2 separate regions of the Mus musculus genome follow, and region 2 is linked to region 1. The links are chromatin contacts, found by Hi-C or POLR2A ChIA-PET in ENCODE. All regions are on one chromosome and are shown on one strand. Each heading gives the region's core, a stretch centred on a gene start or an enhancer-like site at or near the end of the contact. The rest is flanking DNA. Distances are from core to core; before and after follow the strand shown. Region 1 holds the start of Mterf1a (mitochondrial transcription termination factor 1a). Region 2 holds the start of Akap9 (A kinase (PRKA) anchor protein (yotiao) 9).

Region 1 (5,186 bases), core at 1,222-3,721:
ATATGTATACATTGGTTGTTTGTCCAAACTTATGCGTGGTGGCCAGCAGTAGTCAGTGCCACTCTGCAATGGCACATGTGGCTTCCCACAAAGGCCAAAAAGTGGGAGTGGGTGGGTAGGGGAGTGGGGGTGGGTGGGTATGGGAGGCTTTTGGGATAGCATTGGAAATGTAAATGAGGAAAATACCTAATAAAAATTTTAAAAAAGAAAGCAAGTTGAGCGAGCTATGAGGAACAAGCCAGTAAGCAGCACTCCTCCATGACTCTGCATCAGTTACTGGTTCCAGGTTCCTGTTCTGTCTGAGTTCCTGTCTGAACTTCCTTGGTGATGAACAGTGGTGATGAAGCATAGGCTAAATAAACCCTTTCCTCCCCAGGTTGCTTTGGTTACAGTGTCTCATCACAACAGTAGTAACCCTATGTAAGACAATGACTTCTGTAAAAGTATCTTTATTCACTGATGTAACTGTTCTCTGGAGGCTTACTGCCTCCATCTGCTAAGGGCCTTCTCCTGCAAACTTCTAGCCTCAGAATAGTCTAATCTAGGCTAGGATGTGTTCAGCCTCTGAGACTTATTGATGAATGAGTTCACTCTTTCTAATTCTTTTGGGACTCTGGCTGGCTGACTCAACTTAGCTGTTCTGGCTCAAACTCCCCTTCAAGCTGATTGATTTAATCTGCCTTTTCTCACTTCTGACTGAATGACTCTGCTTGGCCTCAAACTAATTTTAGCAATCTGTTCTAATCTTCTGGCTCCTTCTCATTGTCATTTTACCTATATCTAGTTCTTTTCTCTCTTCAACCTATCTCTATAAAACTCTCCTGGTAAAACTTCCTCCTCCCTCCCTCCATCCTTCCCTCCACATCTCTTCTCTCTCCTGAGAATTGATCATATCCTTATTCTGTCAAATGTTTCTCTGATTCATCATGTTATCTGCCATTCAATAGATATCACATTCAAACATGAGTGCTTCCTTCTACAAACTAACTTTACTTTCATTCTTTGGGATTAATGGTCTATAATAAGGGCATGTTTGTATTCCAGCTAGAGGGATTAACAGTATGTGCTAAGGGCATGCCTGTATTCTGGCTAGAGTAGACATGTTGTTAAATTAAAATCCTTCTACACACCTTGAGTGTAATTACAGGAAGATGTAAGATTTGTATAATTGAAAAAGAGGTAGCAAGAACATTTGTTTATTGAATCCTGGTGCCAATTGATGGTGGTATTTTATGTGTGGGTTCTCTTAGAGGAATGGAGGGCTAATTTCTTCTCACTCTAATTAGGTTTGTTGAGACTTAGACATTAGTGGTAAAGTAAGGGTCTGTGAACTTCTCAAGGAAAATCTAGTGAGGCAGACAGAAAGGGCACAATAATCAATATTACTAATTATATCATTATTATTAGTCTTTGGTTGTAAGAGGCCAGGGGCAATTCTGAAGATAGCATAGACATGGCATTTGAACTACACATTGAGTCTAATTCCCAAGGATTTTAAGTCTAATTTTAGGGAGGGGTTCATCTTGACTTCCCTACTCTCCTCCTTCCAAGTGAAGTCATTTAAAGTCTCAAGCATCATTACATGTCACCATCCTTTCAAAAAACAAATGGTGTTTGCATAGCAACACAACTTTCATACAAAGTTGTCTTGAAAGAAAGAAAGAAAGAAAGACCCTTAAGGAAGATGAGAACCCCAAATCAGCCTCTTGAGAAACATCATCTACCACACTGCTCTTAGTTCTCTTTACCTCTTCTTTGCCCCTCATCTTTCTCTCCCTGCCCTTGGTCTTCCCAACCTCTCCAATATCTCAGCTGCACCTTTTCCTCATTGATATCACTTTCAAGAGGACTAAAGCCATCTCCTGGTGTTCATAAATGAAAATCCATGGGGCAGGCTGAGGAGAGAATATTCAGGCAGAAGCGAGACCATGGGAGTTACGGTCCAGAAGGCAGAGGTTGTCTTGCTTTCCGCAATACTGGTGAAGGTAAGCCACACGTGCACCATAAATAGCTACTGAGTAATCCCAGGCAAGGAATAAGCTGTGATCAGTAGTTTCACTTTCTGGGTAAACTGATTATTAATAATTTAAATTCCCAAATAGAAATCTTTATTCTTACAAACACCAAACCAAACAGAAAAATGCAAAAGAATTTGGGGGAAATAAAAACCAACCAACCTACCAAACAAACAAACAAAAACCCCCAAGGTCTATAAAGCAACCTAAAAGAAAGAGATCAAACTGAACCTGTTCTTTGGTACAGGCAGAATCTCAGCCCCAGCCAGAGGGAAGCCTTGGCGCCGCCCTGTGGTCTCGAACCAGCCCAGAGCCCAGAGTCCCCGCAGCCACAGTCTCAGCCGCCCCCTGCTGGGCTCCCGCGGTCAGGCGGCCGAGGATTTAGGCACAGCGCGCCGGGCTAGTGACGTCACCTCTGCGCCAGGCCGAGGCCGGAAGTCAGCCGTTACTTCCGCACTCCGCTCCCTCCCGGGCGTCCAGAGGCGGAAGTGAAAGGTGTCTACCGGGAGCGTTGGTAGGAGCGCGGATGCAGTGTGCGGGCTGGGGCTGGGGAGCTGCTGGAGCCTTTGCGAGCGGCTTGCGAGTCTCTGCTAGACAGGGCGATGAATGGCTAAAGGCCATTGCAGAACTGCCCGAGGGAAGGCGAGCCTTCGATGTGGGATTACGGCGGTTCTGAGTTTAGACTCATCAAGCCCTCCACACTTCGTACAGCAAAGAGCTCGGCATTGGCTCGGAATTTGTAACTTTAGGGACAGTGCCCACCCTTAGGTTGTTGTATATATAGGGCATTACGAAATAATGTATGTGTAACGTGGGGTTCTGGTATTAAAGTGCGTTTGCGATTCCGCTACCTTCCCCCCATGCGTTGCCGTTTTCTTTTTATTATGACTGAGAAATGTTTAGTTTGCGAGAGGTTGTGCATCTCACAAAAATGATTTGAAGGTGTCTAGCCTGGATCTCTTTATTCTCTACTACATTGGTTGTATTTTTGCCTTTTTCTTTTTCGGATTGGCGGTGTGGTGGTAGAAACATCTGGCCCTTACCTTTTCTGGAAATATCCAAAGTCTCTCATCTTAACGACAAATCCGATGCTGAAGTGTAGTTCTAAAACAAACAAACAAACAAACAAACAAACCAACAAACACTCTCCACTTAAATGCTGCTTCAAAAAATTAGCTGATTGTGGTACCCCAATGCGAATGATTATCAGTTTTCTTTAAAAGCCTGTGAGCTTTCCAACTGTGGGACAGAATAGGACGTATATCTTCCTCCTTGGACCTCACTCATTACAATCATGGAGATTTTTGTGATATTTGCTAAATTTAACATTCCTTTTAGAATGTTGTTTATTTTTAGAGTAAGACTGGAGTCAATTCAATATCTACCTTTGTTTTTTAAATTGCATTATGCTGTATAGTTTCCCGGCTGAACAATCTGTTTTTAAATGAAGAGTGTGTTTATACAAGGCCTTGCAATACAACTAGGATTCAAGAAAATGACCCTTTCTGAAAGAAAAGGCAGTTTAACAATATGTGAGACTTTAAAAAGGTGTGTGTGAGTACAGGCACGTGCACTTGCTGGTGAGTCTGATATAAATGTAGTTAGTACTGGTAGGAGGAAGGGGTGACCAAGAAGGTGATGGGAATATGAGAATAATGAAGACAAACAATAGGACATGCTTCTAATGGAGAATTTAGGTTTATATAAAAGTTATATATGTATATGCATGTGTATGTGACAGGAAAGCAAGGTCAGCTTTGATATGTTTAATGAACCCTTCAGCTAGTGTTCTTGGCAAACTCTTGTCCCAGGTTTAAAACCTAACAACTTTGAACTAGAAAATTAATTCCTCCTTCTTCTTTCTGGGGTTGGGGAATTGAACTCAAGTCCTCATGCGTGCTATGGACGTATGCTGTACCACTGACCTACCTCTGATTTACACCACATTCCCTCAACTATATCATTTTGAAGATGGAAAAGAGTGTAGAATTATTGCATTGTAACCAAGCAAACAATTTGGTAAACTGAGGTAGAGATTGATGTTGATAGGTGTTGTCCAGAGATTTGTGTAAGCATATACATATATATGCTTATATATAATATATAATGTTTATATATAACATATGTTATATAATAGGTAATGTATAAGTTATAGTATGTAATAAACATATAATTTATAACATATAGTTATATATATGTATATATATATATATACATGTGTAATCAATGTGATCCACTTAAAGGATATTATAAATTCAAAAAAGACATTAAAGATGGAAAGTAGACAATCTGAAGTGTGTTTTTTTTTCAGAGCTACATTTAGAGCTTTAGATTAAGGTAGCCAGAAGCAAAGAAATTAGTGTCTGTGGGCAGGAGAGCTGGAGGGCGGGATGCTTTCTCCTGGAAGGCCCCTTGCATTTAAAGGATCTGGATATTGTCATTAGTTAGTCACATAATATTGTATGTTAACATTATATGTTATTTTACACAGCATTTGAAAAACTTTGGGCTACCTGATGATTATGGCATCAAGAAACATCTGGTGTGTGAGAAGAAACTTTCTCTTTGATTTAAGAGACTGGATGCTTCAATATTCAGCAGAAGTTTTCCTCAAGTCGATTTCATTCAGGCCGTTTAGTGCGGAATGCGACAGTAAGGACAAGGAGTCTTTGGAGGAGGAGAGGGAGGACCTGCTGAGCAACTTAGTCACCATGGGCGTTGATATCGACATGGCAAGGAGGCGACAGCCTGGAGTTTTTAACAAGGCTGTTACGAATGAGCAGGAGCTGAAGTTATTCCTTCTGTCCAAGGGAGCTAGTGACAAAGTGATTGGTAGCATCATATCAAGATATCCACGAGCTATAACACGCACTCCTGAAAGTCTTTCAAAACGGTGGGATCTGTGGAGAAAGATTATGGCATCAGACCTTGAAATTGTAAATATTTTGGAGCGTTCTCCTGAATCCTTTTTTCGATCTAATAACAATCTAAACTTAGAGAATAATATAAAGTTCCTTTGCTCTGTTGGATTGACTCATAAATGCCTCTGCAGACTGTTGACCAATGCTCCCAGAACCTTCTCCAACAGTCTGAATTTGAATAAGCAAATGGTTGAATTTTTGCAGGAGACTGGTATGTCCTTAGGTCACAATGATCCCAGAGATTTTGTCA
Region 2 (4,699 bases), core at 823-3,322, 34 kb before region 1:
AGAGACATGTGTAGAAACCACATTCACAATCTCTTCTAAAGATAAATCCAGTATCTATTGGCAGCAACTTAACCCTAAGACAGGTCTAGTGAAGGCAGACAAAGCTCAGCAGGAGTCCCTCACACATATTTAGCACAGAATATATTTAGGGAAGGGAGTAGAAATTATGAAGTAGTCAATAAGACATCTACCTTATCTGGACACAGTAGCTCACACACAGAATTCCATCGCTCTGAAGGTTAACACAGAATTGCCCTAGAGTCTGAAGCCAGCCAGCCTGGACTACACATTGATCTCTAGGCTCACCTGGACTATAGTCTAAGATTCTGCTAAAGAAAGAAAGGGTGGGAGAACAAGAGAGGAAGACTGCACACTACACCTCCAATTCCTTCAATGCTCTGAGCCCGGTCAGTCCCTTGGGGTGCACAATGGGAAGCTAAGCTGGGCTTTCCCTCCATTTATAGAATGCCACAGAGACACATTCAAATCTTGACCTTACACAGAGGATGCTTATGGGAAACCAACTAACTATATTCTAGAAATACAAGATTAGCTATTGCACACACTCCTTTAACAAACTAATGCTGAGCATGTACCAACGTCTCTCTCCAGTAGGGCCCTTCACTCATTACTGACCTGCTTCCTTTGTTAATGATGTGAGAGAAGAAAAAAGAAAGGTAGGTGCCTTCGTTAGGGTTACTATTGCTATGATGAAACATCATGACCAAAGCAATTTGGAGAGGAGAGGGGTTTATTTAGCTTACAACACTTCCATATCACAGTTCCAAACTAACAAGTACAATAAGCTTAAAATATAACTTAATTATTCCCAGTAACAATAAGGTCTTAAAAAAAGGCACTATATCTTAAAGGTAACTTCATTTTTGGGAGCAAGGAGGTCCAAAGGTAAGCTCAAACAGGTAATTTTACAAAGAAATCATTCTATTCCATTCATAACAGTGTCAAATTATTTAGTAAGCCCACTGGAAGATGCCTACATATAAGTCTGGATTATACATGACTTGCCATACCCGCATACCCACACAAAATCAAACTTACCAAATACATAATAACAAATACATTATCTAAAACAGCAATTCTGTAGGTGTTTTAGTCTATGGAACCTTTCGATGCCCCGAAGTTCCATTCCACACATTACAAAAGAGCCTGCCATGACAAAGACCTCAAGCACGAATATACAAAGAACGGCAAAAACAAAAACAAAAAACAAAAAACAAAAAGAACGCCCCTACAGCCAAGTTCACAGCTGGCACTTGTGGCACACTCAAGACACTGCCGAGGCAGCTGTCACAGGCCAATCACACACACACACCAAGAGTGCCAGCGTGACACCTCAAGAAGGCAGGCTGATGGTCAGCGCAGGGGTGTTCCCGGAATAAAGAAAACCCTAAACCCTTGCTCCGGAAAGCACAAAGCCTGGCCGACTCCCTGAACTCCCTTCAGAAAGTGAAAGGGTGGTGGCTGCGAAGCAATTCCTTAGCAGTTAACAGCCGGGGTGAGAGGGGGTTTTGTGTGGCACCGGGGAGAAAGGAACCAAGCCGAGCGGTGCAGTCATCAGGTCTCCAGCAGCAGCAAGAGAGGGCGGCTCTTCAGCCCCAGCCGCAGCCCCCTAGCCCCAGCCGCAGCCCCGGCCCCGGCCCCAGCCCCAGCCCCAGCCCCGGCCCCGGCCCCGCGGCCCGGCCTCTCCCCCAGCCTCCGCCCCGGGTCACCGCCTCCCGACGCGGCCCGTGGCCGCCGCGCTCCTACCTTCGCCTTGCCGGCTGCCAGCTTCCTTTGCCTCTCCTCGTCCTCCATGGCGTCTGCAGGGTAGGCTGGGACGCAGTGGAGAGGAAAGATCTGTTTAGAAAGAGGCGGACAGAGCTCCGTGGCCACCCGGGACACGCTGGGCGCTCACCGGCGACTCGTGCCGGCCTGCACGGGCCCCGCGGTCACCGCCGCCATCTTCGTCTCCACGTAAACACACGGCGGCCGGCGGGGCGGAGCGGGCGGGCGGGCGGCCGGCGCAGCCGCGAGCGTGGCCCGGCAGGTGCTTGTGCGCGCCCGGCTTGACCGGGGCGGAGGGAGGGTCAGGGTCCGGCGGCCCGACACCCACTGCTCCGGGGACCCGGTGCTCGGAACACGCCGCGCTGCATTTCCAATTCCAAAGCGACCGCGGCCTCACAACAAGGAGCCGCAGTGGAAAGGGCGAGGGCGGAACCTCCCCCCTCCAACCCGGGGAAGCCTGATCCTTCCTTCACCCCAAATCCCTCCCTCAGTTCCCCCACAGGTTCCCTCTCAACCCATAGTCTTCTCCTTCGCCTTGCGCTGGAAGAGCAGCCTACGGTAGAGCCTTCTCCCAACTCTTTGTTCTCTGGAGTGAAGCTGAGACACTCCTAGGGGCTTCCTTCTCCTTGGCAACTGTGTTCCTAAGGAACTCGAATTCGGAATCTAAGTTGGGAACAAAGCCAGTCTACCCTAACTTTCCCTCCTCCAGCCCCCCATTAGTTATTTATTCACTTTACATCCTGACCTCAGCCCCCCTCTCCTCCCATCCCCCCCACCCCACCATGACCCCTCCTGGCTTACCTCTCTCCCCTTCACCTCTGAGGTAGACATTACCTCAGGTAAAGGGCTGGAAAAAGGTTTTCCAAGCAAAAGGGACTATGTTAACTTTGAACTTTAAAGACCTTAAAACAGCTATGGTTCTCTGACTTTACCTGGAGTTCTTGGACGAGCTGCCTAATATTTATGACTGCTCCTGGAATGTGAAAACACTCAAACCTTTGTCCTTTCTATTTCTTGAAATGGCTACTGTGAAAGATTATGCCCAATAAACTTTGTTACATTTTATTGAGCCGTGCTTATAAATCGATTCTTAACATCTTTCCTCCCCCACCTGCTCTGGCAATCCTTTCTTTCCCTTCCCTCACTCCCTCTTTCCCCTCTCCTGCCCCTCAAATCCATTTCTGGAGTGAACGAACCATTTTAGTGTCTCAGATTGAGCCTTTCTTCTTTGTTTTAACATAGGTTTGGACTGAAAAATTAGCAGGTAAGAACTAAAGATATTAGTTTAATCATAGAAGTAGTGTTAACTGGATATACATATGAAAGGGGGAGACTAAAAACCTTAGCTCTATCAGACACCAAAAATGTTTCTAGTACCTGTAATTTAGAAATCTTATATTTCAAACATAATTGTGCCAACCTAAAACAATCAAGTGTGTATTTGCCCCATTTTCTCAGCTGGAATTGGGGACGTGAGAACAGACACCTCATCATAAGAATAAAGGAAAGTAAAAGAGGCTGATCTAAGAGAGGCGTGTTTTTCTCGGGAGCCCTTTGTGGCTCCAGGTCTAGAATGAAGTGTTCTAAACTGCCTGGAGTTAAGTGATGCTCGGTTGATTCTGATTGCCTAGGAGGAGCAAGCCCAGGATATCTGACAGACTTCCTGTTTGTTAATGGGCTCTCCTTTCTCAGTGGCTCAGCAGGTCAACTCTTTGTTGCAATCTGTTCCATCTTAGTAACTAAAGATGTTAGTGATCTGCTAAATGTTGCAAGATTATTTCTGCATTTCCCTTTAGATCACTTATATCAATTATATGTACCTGTCTCAGGCATAAACGCTGCTCAGTGACATAGCTGATCTATTAGAAGGGCACATCTGTGGAATTATGGCCATCTCTTATGATACCTGTTCAATCGTGTCTCCATGTCATGTATTCATATAATTCAGACAAAAGGAAAATGGTGGTTTATATGCCTCCTTTTATAGAATAAGAAACAGAAAGCTTGAATGGTTAAACCACTTGACAACTTCCCATGGTTAGGTAATGGAAGTCATAGCTAGTGCTGCCAAGCCGTGAATTTGAGTCTTTTTCTATTTAGCTGTCTATGTCTCCAAACAATAAAAAAAAAAAAATTAAAAAATAAAAAGGGTCAGGATTTGCAGAGGCTCTTTTGTATGTGTGCTCTGAGTGCACACGTATGTTTACATGTGTGGAAGTCAGATATGTATTCATGTGCTTCTGGATGCTGGAGGTTGGCCTTGGGGGCTTCCTTAGTCACGTTTCACATGTGGATGGAGGCTGGAACTAAGACCTTGACAATGCAGCTACTCTAACTAGCCAGCTTCACGGGTCCTACCCATCTCTCCCTCTTGAGCTTGGGGTCACAAGCATGTTACTGTGACTGTTCAGCATTAACATGTGTGGGGTGCAAACTGTTCCTCACACGTGTGAGGCAGACACTTTTCCTACTAAGCCACCTCTGCAGCCCCAACAGTGGGGTTTTAAGGGACTAAATATATGTTTATAAAATGTGCTCAATAAAATAAGTTTCAAAATGAAAGTCCTTTAAAATAATAACTTATAAGACAGAACTATAACCATTAAAGTGACCTATAATCTAAATGAAATCAGAGAAATTTAAGGTACTACTATTACCAAGGATGCAATTATAGGCCAATAATCCAAGAGAGTGCAATTAATTACTGACTAATAGAATATATGAACACAAAATTCAGATCTGCAAGGTCTTTTACATCAGTAAGTAGTTGCAATATATTAAACTGTGAGTTACCAAATATTATGGCAAAGGCCCATGTAGTCTTTCTACTCAGGATAAAATACATTTACTCTTTTTTTCCCCTTTTTCTTTTTTATTAGGTATTTTCCTCATTTACATTTCCCATGCTATCCCA

What was found. Hi-C counts contacts between places; a loop is a spot of excess contacts on that map. ChIA-PET counts read pairs that join two places held with the same protein, here RNA polymerase II (POLR2A).
Region 2: a map of heart shows a loop between it and region 1 (4-fold over the local background). The contact joins the promoter of Akap9 here to the promoter of Mterf1a in region 1. A Hi-C loop is called at or near these places in 4 of 37 maps with a recorded cell type or tissue (heart and left cerebral cortex). POLR2A ChIA-PET finds 5 or more read pairs at or near these places in 1 of 5 experiments (Patski).

What each region holds. Positions count from the first base shown.
Region 1 is chr5:3,891,218-3,896,403 of GRCm38, reverse strand. It overlaps Mterf1a (mitochondrial transcription termination factor 1a), which reads left to right and starts at 2,471. Exons shown (of 2, transcript NM_001013023.2): 1 at 2,471-2,529; 2 at 4,507-5,186. The coding sequence starts at 4,538.
Region 2 is chr5:3,925,559-3,930,257 of GRCm38, reverse strand. It overlaps Akap9 (A kinase (PRKA) anchor protein (yotiao) 9), which reads right to left and starts at 2,072. Exons shown (of 48, transcript NM_194462.2): 1 at 1,768-2,072. The coding sequence starts at 1,815. Gm51438 (a long non-coding RNA gene) reads right to left here and starts at 1,669. Exons shown (of 2, transcript XR_003955841.1): 1 at 1-1,669.